2 separate regions of the Homo sapiens genome follow, and region 2 is linked to region 1. A link is a loop called in an ENCODE intact Hi-C map of the cell type or tissue named here. Cell type or tissue: ovary. All regions are shown on one strand. Each heading gives the region's core, and the rest is flanking DNA. Links, peaks and the distances in the headings are about the cores only. Region 1 has its middle 42 kb from the start of NUDT11. Region 2 overlaps LINC01284 (long intergenic non-protein coding RNA 1284).

Region 1 (9,202 bases), core at 411-8,410:
TAATGGCAGTTTGAACCGCTGGAGCTGAGATTTGAGCCCCAGGACCCATCAGTCCTGCTGGATCATCTGTGAGACTGGTCCTGAACCCAGTGACTTCCATCTCTGGGGGCAGTTCCATCTCCAGTGGTTTCCGCCACAGGCTGGACAGGGTTGAGATGGCTTCATCTTGCTGCCTGGGCATTCCTTCCTAAAATGCTCTAGCCTGCCACACCGATAGCAACTAGCGGATGCACCTTGGGGATGCTGGACTTTGCAAGCCTGCAAATCTGCTACCAGAGCCTCTGTCCTTCTCCTGAGCTTTTTCTCTTGCTTTTGGGCCTCCTCTTGGTCCCTGTTGTAAAAGACTGAAGTGGCTATTCTCAGGAGGTTTTCTAAGGTGCTATTTGGTCCTATAAATTGCTTCTGTAGCTCCCTTCTGATATCGGGAGCTGCCTGTGTAATAAACTTGTCCTTTAGAATGAGGTGTCCCTCGACTGAATCAGGGGATAGGAGGTGTGTTTTATTAGTGCCTCTCTCAGCCTTTCCATAAAGGCTACAGGATTCTCATCTGGCTTTTGGTCTATCATAGACAGTTTAGAGTAATTGAGAGGTTTGGCCCTGGTTTTCTGTAGGCCCTCTAATATACACCTTAAAAAGTGCTTCTTTTTCCATTCATCTCCTGAGTTATTGGGGTCCCAATCAGGGTTGTGTACTGGGAACTGCTTCCCTCCCGATTGGGAATAGTGTTTCTGTTATTTCTTCACTTTCCCTATCTATCTGCCTTCTTCCTTTTTGGTGTATTATAGGCGATATTTTGCTCATTTCCGAAATTCTCTGCTTCTTGCAGAGGTGCTTGCTTTTCAGCTGCCATGAGGGTCTGGTTTAGGAGCAACATAACATCCCTCCATGTGAGGTCAAACACCTGAATTAAATTTTGGAAAGCTTCTATATACCTATCAGCGTCGTCAGAAAATCAGCCTAAGTTTCCCTTTATTTGCCTAAGGTCCTATAATGAGAAGGGAACTTGAAGGGGCCCCAAATAAGGGGGATCCTCAGGTAGTTCCCCTGGAAATTGCTTCTCTAACTTTGGGGAACTATTCTCTTTGGGCCTGCCTGATATGATTGCTAAAAGGGCTTGGTTGACCTTAAAACCCTTGCAAAGGTTTAGTAAAAATGCCATGCCTTTGTGCAAAAGAAAATGAGTCGCTTTTCTCTTCAAAGTCCCGAGGTTAAGGAAGTTCCAGTGCTTCAGAGTGCATTCCAGAGGGGTGCAAGCTGAAGATAATCTGTTACCCATCTAGAAAGAGAGGCGAGAATAAAAGTGTCCTTTTAGTTTCCTTCCTTTCTGTATGACCCAGGGTGGAGAAGACGTGGAGCATCCTCCTATTTTCCCTCCATGGTTCCTGGGTCCTGGCACCCTGTTAAACGTGCCACCCATGGTTGTAGGTGTGGTCCTCCAAGCCATGAGACCAGATGAACTAAGTGATGGGACTAACCACGCTTTACCCATGCAACCTTAGCTTATCCACCTTGTGTGATCCCCTTTGACTTCCTAAACCTGTGTGATCTGCCTGGCTCCCTGAAAAATGGATCTCTGGAGAGACTGTGTCATCTTTGGGCAAGTCTCCTTTAACGGAGGCAACGTGCTAGATTGCCTGCTATTATGGTCCATGCTAAAGCATTTACCTTCAGAAAAATAGTTCTGGTTTACTTCCAAACTTAAAATCCCCTTACTAATTAAGTACGGTCTGAATCAGAGACAGAATAGGTCCCTTAAAGGAATATAGGAAACGAATGGCCATTTTCCTGCTTATGGGACAATATCAAGACTAAAATTTGACTATAGAAGACATTTTACTTCTTAGCTGCTAAAGGCAGAACTTTCCTGTTCACAGAAGTAGCTGAGAGCCTGATTTCTAGTGGTGCAAAAGGAAGCTCAGTGTTACTGTAAAAAATGTGCCTCATGAAGAGGATTTCTATTTTCACTAGGTGGTGATGTTGGCTTAGAAATACCATGAGCTCACCAGAGCTGCTGATCTTTCCTAACAGACCTGTTTCCCTGAACTGTAAAAATTCCTGCACATTTGACACACAGAGACAGTAAGAGACCCTGGATAGAGAAAGAAGGAAAGTTTGGTGACGGGATAGCAGGAAAAGAGCCTTGAGATTAAAGGACAGATTTGAGGTTGAGGTTCACTCCATACTCACCACTCCGATAAATGAATTCTTGCCCAATACACCAAAATGATACTACCTCAATGAATGTAGGAACGCCAGGGTCCTTGGTCTCACGCTGATGTAGATAAATGGACACACGTGGAGTGGTTTTAAAGAGTAGAGAGTTTAATAGGCAGGAAAGAAGGAAGAAGCTCCACCATACAGAGACAGAGGGAGGGGGGCTCCAAACGGAAAGAGAAAACCCCATGTGTGGCGGAAAAGTACTTGGTTATATTGGGAGACTAGAGGAGGTGGTGTTTGATTTGCATAGGGCCCAGGGGATTGGTTTGACCAGGTGTGTCATTTATGTAGCCCGTGAAAAACCTGGCCCTCCCACCATAGTCTTTTAATATGCAAATGTGGGCGGCCATGATAGCCTGTACATGCAGAGTTATCTGGAGGTGGCCATGACACTTGGCACATGTGGTGACAAGGAGAAGAGGGCGGGAATGGCCATATTGGTTGGACCTAGTTTCTAATCACCAGCATTCGCATGTCAGTGCTTGCTGGCCTGGTTTTTGCAAGTCGCCTTTCTGTTAGAAAAGAAGTGTTTCAGGAGCTGTTTCTATTAAAAGAAAAAGCCTTACCGAGAACTCCTTTAACCCTCTCTATCTGCCTAAAACTATTTCTTAATAACACCCGTATTTTTTTTTTTTTTTGAGACAGAGCTTTGCTCTGTCGCCCAGACTGGAGTGCAGTGGTGCAATCTCGGCTCACTGCAACCTTCACCTCCCAGGTTCAGTCAATTCTCCTGCCTCAGTCTCCCTAGTAGCTGGGATTACAGATGCATGCCACCACACCCAGCTAATTTTTGTGTTTTTAGTAGAGATGGGGTTTCACCATGTTGGCCAGGCTGGTCTTGAACTCCTGACCTCAAGTGAACCGCCCGCCTTGGCCTCCCAAAGTGCTGGGATTACAGGCATGAGCCACCATGCTCGGCCAATAACTCCTGTATTAAAATGAACTCACGAGTGGTGCTGAATAGTAGATCTGAGCTGGCAGAAGAATCAGCAAACTTAGATGTAACAGATTTTGCAATCTGAAGTTTAAACCAGAAATAAACCTCTTGGCCAAGGGGACCCCAGAGCAACCTGAAAAACTAAATTACAGGCCATGATGGGAAGGGAGGTCAGACATGCCTCATTATAACCCCTCCCTTTTGGAGTTTAGGCAAAACCGGCCAGAATTAATAAAATAGAGATATTAAGACTGACAGAACAGACTCTTTGGCAATAAGATACCAAATATCAACCTGACTCTGGTATAGCGTCACATGAAAGATAGTAGACCCTGAAGAAAATAAAAATATTTTACCCTAAAATGTTTTTTTTTGACATGTTTTGAAATGGCCCTGCAAAGCCATCTTTGGTGGAGGAAATTTTGCATGTGTAGAGAATCCCCATTAATACAGCTAGGCCTTTCCTGAATCTAGGAAAGATTAAGAGTCTGACACCTATTTTAAGGTTTGAAAAGAGACATTTACCATCTATTCCCTCTGAAGCCTGCTACCTGGGGACTTCATATACATAATAAGAACCTTGGTTTCCACAACTCCCCTTATCTTAACTCAATCATTTCTTTCTTTTCTTTTTTTTTTTTTTTTACTGATGTCAAGTCTTCAGCTTAACTCTTTCAACCAACTGCCGATCAGAAAATCTTTGAATCCATTTATGACCTGTAAGCTGTCCCCCTCAGTTTGAGATGTCCTGCTTTTCTGGGCTAAACCAATGTATACCTTATGTCTTTGCCTGTAACTTCTGTCTCTCTAAAATGTATAAAACCAAACCATAACCTGACTGCCTCAGGTGTACTTTCTCAGGACCTCCTGAGACTGTTCCCTGGGCCATGGTGACACATTGGCTCAGAATAAACTTATTGAAATATTTAACAGAGTTTTCTTTTTGGTCAAAAATTAGTCAAAAAGTACACTATTTTTAACTTTGCAATAATTGATATTTTATTGATTTCATTTTGCATCATGGCTGCATAAAGGCATTTGTAAAAAGCATTGGTGATATTCTCCTGATACAATGGAATTCCATCATCAACTTATTTTACAACTTCTTTCAATTGGTTTATAACTAGATCAACTGTTGATTTCTTAAATGAATGCCAAAAACTCTTTACATAATCCCTGAAGGAGTGAGAATTTCTTTAAACTTTTATTTAAAGTTTAGGGGTACATGTGCAGGTTTGTTACATAGGTAAACTTGTGTCCTGGGGGTTTGTTTTACAGATTATTTTATCACCCAGCTATTAAGCCTAGTACCCATTTGTTATTTTTCCTGATCCTCTCCCTTCTTCCACCCTCCATCGTCTACCCTCCAATAGGCCCCTCTGTGTGTTGTTCCCCTCTATGTGTCCATGTGTTTTCATCATTTAGCTCCCACTTATAAGTGAGAACACGTGGTATTTGGTCTTCTGTTCCTGTTTTGGATTGCCAAGAATAATGGTCTCCAGTTCCATCCATGTCCCTGCAAGGGACATGATCTCGTTCTTTATACTGGATGCATAGTATTCCATGGTATATATGTACCACATTTTCTTTATCCAGTCTATCATTGATGGGCATTTAGGTTGATTCCATGTCTTTGCTATTGTGAACAATGCTGCAATGAACATACATGTGCATGTGTCTTTATAATAGAATAATTTATATTCCTTTGGGTATATACCCAGTAATGGGATTGCTGGGTCAAATGGTATTTCTGTCTTTAGGTCTCTGAGGAATTTCCACAATGGTTGAACTGATTTACACTCCCACCAACAGTGTATAAGCATTCCTTTTTCTCCACCACCTCACCAGCATCCTTTTTTTTTTTTTAAACTAAAAAAGTACACTTAAATAAAAACTCACAAGAGGTGCTCAACAGCAGATCAGAGCTGGCAGAAGAAAGAATCAGTAAACTTAAAGATATAACAATAGATTTTGCAATCTGAAGAACAGACAGAAACAAGAATAAAGATAAAAGAGCATCAGAGAAATATGGGACACATGATAAACTCTTGATATTTGCAAGAGAAGAAGATCATATATAAGGTATCCTGCAATAAGAATAATAGGTGACTTTTCATCACAAATCATGGAAGACAGAAGGCAGTGGAATGACATATTCAAAGTGTTTAAGGAAAAAAAGCAACTAATAGTCTTATATACAACAAAATTATTTTTCAAAAGTGAAGGCAAAATACATACCCTGAAAAACAACAACAAAAAAGCTGAGATAATTTCATTGCCATCTGTGGTAGACAGAATATGGTCCACCAAAGATGTCCATGTCCTAATCCCAGTAACCTATGATTACAGAGGTTGGAGTGATGGACTTGAGGAAGGTTAGAAGGGGTCATGAGCCAAGGAATGCAGGTGATGTTTCGAAGCTGGAAAGGCAACAAAGCAAGTTTTCCTGTAGAGCCTCCAAAGACAGTACAGCCCTACTAACATTTTGATTTTGGCATAGTAAGATGAATGGACTTCTGACTTCCAGAACAATAAGATAATACATTTGTGTTGTTTTAAGCCACTAAGTTTGTGATAATTTGTTACAGAAGCCATAGGAAACTAACATACTAGCAGAGCTGTGCTGCTAGTATTTCCTATTCACAGGAAATACTAGAGAAAGTTCTTCAGGCTGAAAGAAAGGGACACTATAGAATAATTTAAATCTAAACATCAAAACAAAGAATCCTATTAAAAATAATTATGTAGATAAGTATAAAAGATTGTATCATTCCTTGTTTGTAAACTGAGTTAAGAACATATCGCGGCCAGGCGTGGTGGTTCATGCCTGTAATCTCAGCACTTTGGGAGGCCGAGGCAGGCAGATCACGAGGTCAGGAGATCAAGACCATCCTGGCCAACATGGTGAAACCCTGTCTCTACTTAAAATACAAAAATTAGCTGGGCGTGGTGACGCTTGCCTGTAGTCCCAGCTATTCGGGAGGCTGAGGCAGGAGAATTGCTTGAACCTGGGAAGTGGAGGTTGCAGTAAGCCGAGATTGCACCACTGCACTCCAGCCTGGTGACAGAGTGAGACTCCGTCAAAAAAAAAAAAAAAAGAACATATTGCATAAAAATCTATAAAATTATATACTTGACATATTACATATAGAAATACAATATATTTGACAATAACAGAACAAAAAAGGAGGTCAGACATGAAATATATTGGAGTAAAGAGATATCACCACACAATAACCTGACTTCATCAGGAGAAATACACAAAGACAGAAATGGTAAATAAGGTTAATATAAAAATGGTATAAATATATTTTTTTCTCCTTTATTCTCTTACCTTCTTTAAAAGACACACAATTATGTAAAGCAATAATTGTAATACTATATTGTTTTTTGTAATATGAATAGATGTAGTATATACAATATCGCAAAGGGGGTGGGAGGTACAGAAGCTATAAAGGAACTAAGATTTTCTATCTTATTGGAATTATTTGAAGTAGTTTAACTTGACATATAATCCATAAGTCAAAGCAACAACCAGGAAAATTGCTAAAAAATGTAGTGAAAACCATTAAAGAAATGAAAAAGTTACTCTAGAAAATAACTACTTAATATAAGACAGAAAAAAGGACTAGAGGAACACAAAAGACACAAAATATATAGAAACCAAAAGCACAATTGTAAACATAAATCAAAGCATATCAATAATAATATTAAATGTGAATCAATTAAACTATCCAATCAAAAGGCAGAGATTGTCTGATAGAAAAACAAGATCCAATCCTACTTATGGTGTCTACAAAAGACATACTTTGCTTTCAAAGATACAAATAGGTTGAAACTAAAAAGGCGGAAACCGATGTTGTGCGAAAACAGCCATAAGAGATCTGGAGGGGCTATGCTAATATCAGACAAAATAGTTTTTTGGTCAAAAATGTTGATAGCGATAAAAAGAGATATTTTATAATGATAAAATATCAATCCATTGGGAAAATATAACAATTATAAATGTGCATGCATATAACAGAAGAATCCCAAAATACATGAGGCAAAAGAAATGACATAATTGAAGAAATAAATATATGATTTAAAAAAATAGTTGAGAATTCCAATATCACACATTGAATAATGAATAAAATATCTAGGCAAAAGAACGGAGGTATAGAAAACTTGAATAATAATAATATAAACCAACTAAACTTAACACATATCTGTAAATCAATTTACAGCACAATAGAAGAATATACACTCTTCCTAAGTGCATGTATGAAACATTCTCTAGGAGAGTATATAAGCAAGGCCTTAAAATAACCCACAATAAACTTAGAATTATTGAAATTATATACATATGTCCTTCAACCACAGTAGAGTGAGATTAGAAATCAGTAGTAAAAGGAAAATTTGTAAATTCAAAAATATGTGGAAATTAATGTGCTCCTAAACAACCAGTGGGTTTTAGAATAAATCAAAAGGGAAATTAGAAAAGATGTTGAGATGAATGAAAATAAAAAAACATACCAAACTTATGTGATGCACCTTAAGCGTGTTTGGAAGGAAAATAATTTCTATAAAATGCTAAAAAAGTTCTCAAATCAGTAACCCAACCTTTAACCTTAATAAAGTAGGAAAAGAAGAGCAAACTAAACCAAAAGCAAACAGAAGGAAAGAAAAAATGAACATTAGACTTCAAATAAACTAAATAGAAAATAACAAAACCAAAAGTTATTTCTTAAATCTGATCAACAAATTGACAAGCCTTTGGCTAGAATGACCAACAAAAAAGGAAGACATAAATTAGTAACATTAGGACTGAAAGAGAAGATAACACAAACAAACTTATATAAATTAATAGTATCATAAGGAAACCTATAAACAAGTATATGCCAACAAATTATATAACTTAAATAGATAAATTCCTACCAAGACACAAATTACCAATACTAGCACAAGAAGAAATAGAAAATCTGAATAAACCTATAACAAATAAAAAGATTAAATTAGTAATTTCAAACCCCCCCCCCCCCCGCCGCCACACAAAAACACCCAGGTCTAGATGGATTTACTGGTGAATCCTAATTAACATTTAAATATGAATTAATATCAATCCTTCACAAACTCTTTGATAAAGTAAAGGAAGAAGTAAATTTGTCAAAGGGGCCAAGATAATTTTGTGGGGGAAAAGATAGTGTTTTCAAAAATGATGCAGGGACAACTGGATATTCACATGCAAAAGAATGGATATTGTATTACTCAGAGTTCTCCAGAGAGACAGAACCAGTAGAATGTATGGAAGGAAATTTATTAGGGGGAATCTGCTACCACAATCACAGAAGTGGTGAAGTCCCACGATAGGTAGTCTGCAAGCTGAAGAACCAGACAGGCTGGTAGCAGGACTCAAAGCCCGATCAATAGCTGTATACCAGGTAGCAGAAGGTGTGTTAATTTGCTCAAGTAATGAAACATCTGGTACAGCGGCTGCAATTGGAATCACCACTTGATGAAGTATTATGATAATTAACTGTCATTCTCCAACATCCATCTGTCTTCTGCACAAGCCAAATAGGAGAGTTGAATAGGGATGTGGTGGGAATTACCACCCCTCCATCGTTCAAGTCCTCGATGGTGGCATTAATCTCTGCAGTCCCTCCAGAGATGCAGTAGTGTTTTTGATTTACTATTTTTCTAGGTAGAAGCAACTCTAATGGCTTCCATTTAGCTTTTCCCACCATATTAACTCTCACCCCACAGGTTAGGGGACCAATGTGGGGATTCTGCCAGATACTAAGCATGTCTATTTAATTATGCATTCTGGAACTACGGAAATAACCACAAAATGGGTTTGGGGACCCACTGGACACATTGCAAGTCAGACCTGAGCTAAAACTCCATTAATCACCTGATCTCCATAAGCTCCTACTCTAACTAGAGGGCAACAATGATGTTTCAGGTCTCCTGGAATCAATTTCAGTTCAGAACCAGTGTCTGGCAGTTCCCAAAGGTCTGATTATTTCCCTTTCCCCAATGCATAGTTACCTTGGTAAAAGGTCTTTG
Region 2 (9,202 bases), core at 332-8,331, 310 kb after region 1:
TGGGTAATTTCTGGTGTTTCCTGTTTTTGCTTAAATTGGAAAAGAGGCTGACATACAGAAGATTTGATTGAGTATTCATTGGAATAGACTCAGAGCAAGGTGACACTGGACCATTGGGAGTTTTGCAACTATCTTTTTTTTTTTTTGATTAATATTTTTATTTAGAAAGAATGACATTTTTTACCCCATCCTCAGATTCAGGACTCAATCACGCAACATATATTTATTTAAGAATCAATTTTTTCAATGTTCTTTTCCAAGCTCTGTGGATGATACAAAGATGAAACAAGCAACTATCTTGTTGGTCATTTTTCTGCGGAGGGAATGGAATTTTTAGTTTGGATGTTACATCACTGTTGGTGATAATTTTTATTGTGTTGTTAATAATAATTACTGTTTTCTTTAGGCAACTATAGCACAGAATGGAAGAAAGCCCAGAGCGAATCACATGAGCGTAAGAACCAGGATTAGAAGTCTAAAAAAACTACAGAGACTTTTAGTCAAGAATGCAGGAAAATATATTTTAGGAAGAGAAAGCTTGAAGACACAGAAGTAAACAAGTAGACGGGATCTCTACCCTCATGAAGCTTTCAATTTAGCTGGCAAAGCAGGCATTAAGTTAGTCTCAGCAAGTAAAATTGGGATTCACATACACAATGAAGTACAGAAAGCTATGGGAGAATATCACAAGGTCTTGACCTACTGTAGGGGAGATCAGATCGGGGGTTGCGGTGGGGGGAGCTTGTTCGAGTCAGTGGTGATTAAGTTGAAATTGGAAGGGTGAACATGAATTAGCCAGGCAAGGAACAGTGGGAGAAGTTGGGAGGTGTCCCTCAGACTGAGAGAATAACTCTTTGGAAGGCTTTGAGTGAGGAAGGAGCTGGGACTATTGGAGTCAAAACAAATAGCAATGCTTCTAAGTGTGATTACAGCATAGTAAGCAGGAGGGAGACCAGTGCAAGATGACTCATAGGAGCATTGAAAATGTAATAGCCCATGCTAAGTGAGATTGAAATGCAAGAATTGTTGTGGTATATTGTGCTGGAAGGGATTAAATGAGTCAGGGATATGTACATGCTGCAGTTGATAAACTATGTGTGAACAGAAGCCCCTCCAGACGAGTACATTCATTCCATGCCAAAGACCAGAGGACACACCATTTACTGAAGCCATAAAGAATGCACTGCTAAAGGAGATACTAGAATCTCTAAGAAGTTCAACAGTGACTCTCCTCTTTTGTACTATATGTAGGAACTGAGTATAGGAGATGCTGCTGAAGATCTTGGCTTGTTGCAGGATTTGGGAACATAAGACTCTGAAACAATAGTGATGTGGCAGCTCTTAACCACCAGAAGCCAAGGGTTCACGTTGTCATAATGATACGCAAGTTAACAAAGACAGCCAAGGAGGTTGGAGGTGTTGAGAGTCATGGAGATGATTAATAGAACATGGTGCCCCTATGCAAAAGTAGAGAGACAGATGATAAGGATACTACTTTGCTTGTACCAGCTAAAAAAAAAAAAATTAAGTATAAATGACCAAGGGGTCTGAGGGAAGTTGCTCAAATAAAAAAAGCACAAATTCTTGTACAATTTCTAGACCTAAGGCAGTTTTTACACTCTTTAACCCTCTCCAACAGTGCAGCTGCCATGACACTGCAGATCTCCAGGTGTCCACATCAACTGAGACCCTATACCCAATAGGAGGTGAGAAAATACAAATAGCAGACATAACATCCTTACTAGTTGTGCAGCAAGTATTGACACATTGAACCTTTATAACTGGTAAAAACTAAAATAGGAGTGCTCTTAACTATATAAATACTATATGTATGAAAAAGCTATAGGAATCACTATACTTAAATTTTGAAACCATTATAACTACAGTTGCCACTAACATTCACTAGTACAACAAAGATCTTGTCAGTTAATGAGACTAGAAATAAAAGTTTGGATTTTTTTTCCTATTTAAGTAATCTGAAAGAATCAACGATTAAAATTTCAGAACTAATAAGTTATGTTTAACTAATTGAACAATTCTGTGGAATGATACAGAAAAGTCTGTATCATTCCACAAATATCAAGTGTTGTCCCATACACTGCCAATAGTCCCAAATCCATAAATTATCTTCATATGGGCATATACATGCAAGAACTACAGGAAAAAACATAAAACATCACTGAAGGCTATAAAGAAAAGGTACGGGCTGGGTGTGGTGGTTCACATCTGTAATCCCAGCACTTTGGGAGACTGAGGCGAGTGGATCTCTTGAGGCCAGGAGTTCAAGACCAGCCTGGCCAACATGGCAAAACCCTGTCTCTACTAAAAATACAAAAATTAGATGGTTGTGGTGGTGCACGCCTATAATCCCAACTACTACTCGGGAGGCTGATGCAGGAGAATCGCTTGGACCTGGGAGGCAGAGGTTGCAGTGAGCCGAGATCATGTCACTGCACTCCAGCCTGGGCGACAGACCAAGACTCTGTATCAAAAAAAAAAAAAAAAGGTACATTAAGTGAGAGATACACCATGTTCCTTGATGTGATAGATGGGTATTGCAAATGAATCCGTAAATTCAAGGCCATCCCAAATAATATCCCAACAGTTTAAGAAAATAGATTTAAAAAAAGAAGCCTAACAAGATGATTTAAAAATTTATCTGTCATAAAATATAGACAAGACGACATGGTAATTTGAAGAAATGTTAAACAATGTGGGTAGTTTGACAATAAGGTATCTAGTGAATTTTTAAAAGGAATGATAATGGTATACTAATTCATGACTGGATGAATGGAAATGAAGAGAGACTCTGGAAGCAGACACATCAAATATGGGAATTTGTATTCAAGAAACAAGCCATTGTAAGCCAGTGGGGAAAAGGTGGAATATTTTTTTTTAAATGGTGTTGGGAAAATAGGTTATCTACTTGGGGAAAGAGTTATGGAGGAGGCTATAACTATTATTTCTGAGAGCATTCACTTACAAAAAAAAAAAGATAGATAAATACCTAAATGAGAAATCAAAGCTATAAACATTTTAGAAAATAAATACGACACTAATTTTATTACCTAAAGGTAGAGAAGGATTTCTTGAAGATAAAAGTAATTATAAAAAAGATTGATAAATTTGACAGCATAAGATTTTAAATGTCTTACAAGTAAAGATAATGAGAAAAATTGGAAGAAAATATTTGAAATGTAGAAAAGAGGCAAAGATAAACATATGGAATATGTAAGGATTTTATGCAAACTCGTGAAGTCAATGAAAGCAATAGTAAAATGTCTAGAGATACGCACAGAGTATGTGCAAAAACATTAATTGTAATTATAAGTAAATGTACAAGACTAACACCAGTAATATCTTAAAACTCAAAATCAAGGTCGTGATGACTCCTGGGCCCAAGATAAGTGAAAAATCATGAGCAGAAGGTTAAAAAAAAATGGAGCTCTCTAACTGCAATAGTCCTCCCCGAAGCACTGTGCAAAAAAATCTCTAGAACTCATGGTTTCTACACTGGAAAAGTGACATTGAGGTGGATATTCAGCTTGCCCACAAACTTGGGTTCCTTCACAAGAAAACCATTCCTGCCTCACTCCATGAGAAGAATCACAAGTGCCTGTAGGGTGAAAACTCCTGAGGATAGCTAGAGAAAGGATGAAGATGTGGCTAGCACCACCCTGCACATGAAACTTAGTGCCTCTTCTTTATTGCAGCCAAAAGAGACATCAAATCAGAGAGGCTGTTTAGCAGCACCACACAGTAGGTGGCACTCTACAGAGATCCTTTGGGCCACAGACTTGTAGCCAGCCTTCTCACAAAGCCAGGGTATGTTCTTCGTGAAGTCCCGTCCAGGACAGGCAGTGCTCCAAATTTTCCAACAGCCTTAGCAACCCCAGGCTTAGGGAGACATCTAGTGCCAAAAAGGAGGCAGCAATCTCAAGCTAAGGAAACTCAATAGTCAATTGACACAAAACCTCTAGACAGACATACCCTAGCAAAAGCAAACCAAGCCAGACAGTGAAGACAGGAATAAACAACTATTCCTTCAATGCAAAGACATAGGCATATGTCCATCAGAAACATGAGCAAACAGGGAACCATGACCTCCTCAAATGGTCAAGACAAGGAGCCAGCTAATGACCCTAATGAGATAATGCTGTGTGAGCTCTCGGCTCATGAATTCAATGTAGCAGTTTTGGGGAAACTCAGTAAACTCAAAGCACAGAAAAGCGATAAATGAATCTATCAGAGAATTTTAACAAAGATATTTAAATAATTAAAAGACCCAAATTCTGGAACAGAAATACAATAGCCAAAATGAAAAACACATGGAGGGTCTCAACAGCAGAAGTGATCAAGCTGAAGAGCAAATTAGTGAGCATGAAAACAGGATATGTGGAAAATACACATTTATAGGAAAGAAAAAAATGTCAAAAGTGAAGAATGCATATGAGTTCAGAATAGCCTCAAAAAAGAAAATCTGAGAGTCATAGGCCTTTAAGGGGGAGTTGAGAAAGAGCAAGGGGTAGAAAGTTTATTCAAAGAGACAATAATAGAAAACTTTTCAAACATAGAGAAACATATAAATATCCAGGTACAGGAAGGTCAAGTATCACCAAACAGGTTCAACCAAAGGAAGCCTATACCAAGGCATATGATAAGAAAAATCTCAAAGGTCAAGGACAAAGAGAGGATCCTAAAAGCAGCAAAAGAAGCAAATAACATATGAAGGAGTTCTGATTTCTCTGACAATGGACTTCTCATCAGAAACCCTTTAGGCCAAGAGGGAGAGGGATGACATATTCCACGTACCAAAGGGAAAAAAAAAATATTGTGCCCAGAAAAGCTATCCTTCGAACATGAAGAAAAGATAAAGACTGTTCAGGAAAAACAAGAATTGAGGGAATTCATCACCACCAGACCTGTGTTACAAGAAATACTAAAGGGAGTTTTCAATTAGCCAGAAAAAGATGCTAATGTGCAAGAAAAAATCATCTGAGGCTATAAAACTCAATGATAAAAGTAAGTACACAGGCAAATTCAGAATACTCTAATGCTGTAATTGTGGCATGTAAATGGACCTTACTTTTAGTGTAAAGACTAAAAACTCAAATTTATCAAAACTGATGTTGACTACTATACTTTATTAAGAAGTATATGATATAAAAAGATGATAATTGAGGCAACAGCGTAATTGTGGGTGGATGGAGTTAAAGTGTAAAATTGTTTAGTTGTTGCTTTGTTTGTTTGCTTCTTTTCCTTATGATAAAAGTTATCATCAGTTCAAAATAGCTTGCTATAGAGTTTTTTTTTGTAAGCCTCATGGTAACCACAAGCAGAAATTCTATAATAGAAACACTTAAAATGAAAAGAAAGGAATTAAAACATGCCACCAGTGAAAAACACCTAACCATAAAGGAAGACATTAAAAAAGAAGAAAGGATGAGAGGAGTTAAAAAAAAAACAACCAGAAAACAAGTAATAAAATGGCACTAGGAGGTCCTTACTTATCAATAATTACATTGAATGTAAATGGACTGAATTCTCCAATTAAAAGACATAGAGTGACTGAATAGATAAAAACCAGCACCTAATTATATGCTTAATGTTACTTCACCTATAAAGACATACATAGACTGGAAGTGTAGAGACAGAAAAAAGATATTACATTAAAATAGAAACCCAAAAAGAGCAGTAGTAACTATGCTGCTCTCAGATAAAATACACATCAAGTAAAAAACAGTAAAAAGTGACAAAGAAGTTTGTTATATAAGGATGAAGTGGTCAGTTCAGCAAGAAGATGTAACAATTATAAATATATATGCATTCAATGCCAGAGCACTCAAATATATAAAGTAAATATTAATAAATATAAAGGAAGAGAGAGATTGAAATCCAATAGTAGTTGGGGACTTCAACACCCGACTTTCAGTGTTGGACAGATCATCCAGACAGAAAATTGACAAGGAAACATCAGAGTTAAACTGCACTCTAGACCAAATGTATCTAACTGTCTTTTACAGAACATTTCATCCAACTGTTACAGAATTCACATTCTTCTCATCAGCACATGAAACATTCTCAAAGAAAGACTGTATTATAGTCCAAAAAACAAGTTTCAGTAAGTGCAACAACATTAAAATCCTATCAAGCACCTTTTCTGACCAAAACACTATGAAAATGGAAATCAAAAACAGGAGGAATTTGAAAAATGTACAAATACATGGAAATTAAATTACATGCTCTGGAACAAACAAAAGGTCAATGAAGAAATTAAAAGAAAATTAAAAAAATTTCTTGAAACAAATAAAATTGGAAACATAATATATCAAAAGCTATGATAAGCATCAGAAGCAACACTAATAGGAAAGTTTATAGCAATAAATGCTTACATCAAAAAAGTAGAAAGACTTCAAATTAACAAATGAATAATGGACTTCAAAGAACTAGGAAAGCAAGAACCAACCAAACTCCAAATTACTAGAAGGAAAAGAATAATATAAAGATCAGAGCAAAACATAAATAAAATTGAGACGAAAAAAACCCCCAGAAGATCAATAAAACAAAAAGCTAGTCTTTTGAAAAGATAAACAAAATTGACAAACCTCTAGCTAGACTAAGAAAGAGAGAAGGACGAGAATAAGATGGCCAAATAGAACCCTATAGTGATTGTCCCCTGCCACAGGAACACCAATTACATGACTGTTCATGCAAGACAACACCATCATAAGAACCAAAAAAAATCAGGTTAGTGATTACAGCACCTGGTTTAACATAATATTGGTTGGTGCAAAAATTATCACGGTTTTCGCCATTGCTTTTAATGGTAAAAACCACAATTACTTTTGCACCAATCTAATATCAAGGAATGTGGTTTTAAGAAGGTAAGAAACATAGTTTTGCATTGGATACACCACCCATCCTCCAAGCCCCTGCAGCATCGTGCAGAGAGATAATCTATACTTGGAAGAAAAAGAGTGAAGTGATTGTGGAACTTTGCTTTGGAATTCAGTTCTGCTCTGTCACAGTGGAACACAAAACGGCAGAATTCTGCTGGTGCCCACAGAAAAAGCAACTAGACCAGCCACAGCCAGAGGCTAATTCTTAGCCCCAGTGGAAGGAACTCAAATTCTGGCTGGCTCCCCAACTCGCTGACTAAAGCGGCCTGGGTCTCAGAATAAATTTGAGAGGCAGTCAGGCCACAAGGATGCAGTCCTTGGGCAAGCCCTGTTGCTGCACTAGGCTCAGAGGCAGTGGACTTGGGTTGCGCATCACCCAGTGAGACACCAGTTGTGGTGGCCATGGGAGTACCTGTCTGCCCTCCCCAAACTCCAGGCAGTGCAGCTTGAGAAGAGTTTCCTTCTGCTTTGGGAAAGCAGAGGGAAGAGTCCCGAGGACGTTGTCTTGCAGGTCCAGTGCCAGTTCAGCCACTGTAATATTCCTGAAGAAATTTAAAAGATTTCTGAAGCCCCTGATTCCAGGCCATAGATCATATATTAATAGCATTTCTAGACCTACTCTGGACCAGAAGGGAATCTGCTGCCCTGTTGGGACAGACCCAGTCCTGGTAGGATTCACAAACTGCTGACTAAAGAGCCCTTGAGACTTGAATAAACATCAGTGGTAGCCGGGTAGTAGTTGCCACAGGCCTTGAGTGAGACCCAGCACTTTACTGGCTTCAGGTGTGACTCAGTGCAGTGCCAGCAGCGGTGGCCACAGGAGTGCTTTCATCACTCTTCCCCCTACTCCAGGGAGCCCAGCATGGAGAGAGACTCTTGATGAGAGAAAGAGAGGGAAGAGAGGGAGAGATTTTGTTTGATAGCCCAGGGAATTCTCTCTGATCTTACCCAGGCCCACCAAGAGGGTGCTGCTAGGAGTCTGCAAGAGTCACAGGGTTACCGGGTTTGGGGAGCCCCCTAGTGGTAATATGACTGCAATGACTACAGGCTTAGATTACCACATTCAATTCTCTTTGAATACCTGGAATGCCTTCTCAAGAGAAATGGGTGCAAATAAGCCCAGACTGCTGAGATTGGAATGAATACCTAACTACATAATGCCCAGACATCAACAAATATCCAAAAGCATCAAGAACATTCAGGAAAATATGACCTCACCAGACTAATTAAATAAGCCTTCGGTGATCCATCCCAGAGTGATGGAGATATGTGAACATTCAAGCAGAGAATTCAAAATAGCTGTTTTCAGAAAGTTCAATAAAATGTAAAGACCACACAGAGAATGATTTCAGAATTCTATAAAAGAAAATTAACAAAGAGATTGAAATAATTAAGACAATCAAGCAGAAATGACAGAGCTGAAAAATTCAACTGACAAACTGAAATATGCGTTAGAATCTCTCAACAACAGAATTGATCAAGCAAAGGAAAGGGTGAATGAGAAGAGAGGTTATATGAAAAACACACTCGGAGGAGGAAAATATACAAAATAATAAAACATGTCTACAAGATCTAGAATAGTCACAAAATAGCCAATCTAAGAGTCATTGGCATTAAAGAGGAGATAAAGAGGAAAATCAGGGTAAAAAGTTTACTCAAAGAAATAGTAACAGAGAACTTTTCAAACCTAGAGCAAGACATAAATATCCAGGTATGATAAAATCATAGCATACCAAGCAGATCCAACCAAAATAAGACTCGCTCAAGGTATTTAATAATCAAACTCTCAAAAGTCAAAGAAAGATCCTAAAAGCAGTAAGAGAAAAGAAACAAATAACCTATAAAGGAGCTCCAATATGTCTGGCAGCAGAATTCTGAGCTAAAACATTACAGGCCGGGAGGGAGCAGGATGACATATTCAAAGTGCTGAAGAAAAAATCCTTTCACCCTAGGATATTATATCCAGCAAAAAAATCCTTCAAATATGAAAGAGAAATGACTTTTTCAGACAAACAAAAGCTGAGAGATTGTGTCATCACCAGGCCTGTACTACAAGAAATGCTGAAGAGAGTTCTTAAGCCTGCAAGAAAAGGACATTAATGAACAAGAAATCATCTGAAGGTGTAAAACATGCTGCTAATAGTAAGTACAAAGACAAATACAGAAAAATCTAACACTGTAATTGCAATGTATATACTACTTATATTTTGAGTAGAAAGATTAAAAGGCAAACCTAGCAAAAATAATTACCATGTCAACTTTTTAAGAGATAGGTAGTATAAATAAATATAAATAGAGACAAC

Evidence for each region. A loop is a pair of places that touch in the nucleus more often than their neighbours do. Peaks named below come from ENCODE experiments on the same cell type or tissue, not always from the same donor. Only the 100,000 strongest peaks of a DNase experiment are listed, where the experiment ranks them.
Region 2: a loop joins it to region 1, with 4 times the contacts of the local background. A loop is called at or near these places in 37 of 110 quality-filtered maps.

What each region holds. Positions count from the first base shown.
Region 1 is chrX:51,449,792-51,458,993 of GRCh38, reverse strand. No RefSeq gene overlaps it. Among named protein-coding and RNA genes, the nearest start is that of NUDT11, 42 kb to the left of the region's middle. In ovary, for the core only: no CTCF peak of the experiment used is centred there; no DNase peak of the experiment used is centred there.
Region 2 is chrX:51,143,720-51,152,921 of GRCh38, reverse strand. All of the region lies in intron 1 of LINC01284 (long intergenic non-protein coding RNA 1284), which reads left to right. Among named protein-coding and RNA genes, the nearest start is that of LINC01284, 23 kb to the left of the region's middle. In ovary, for the core only: no CTCF peak of the experiment used is centred there; a DNase peak (open chromatin) is centred at 3,843.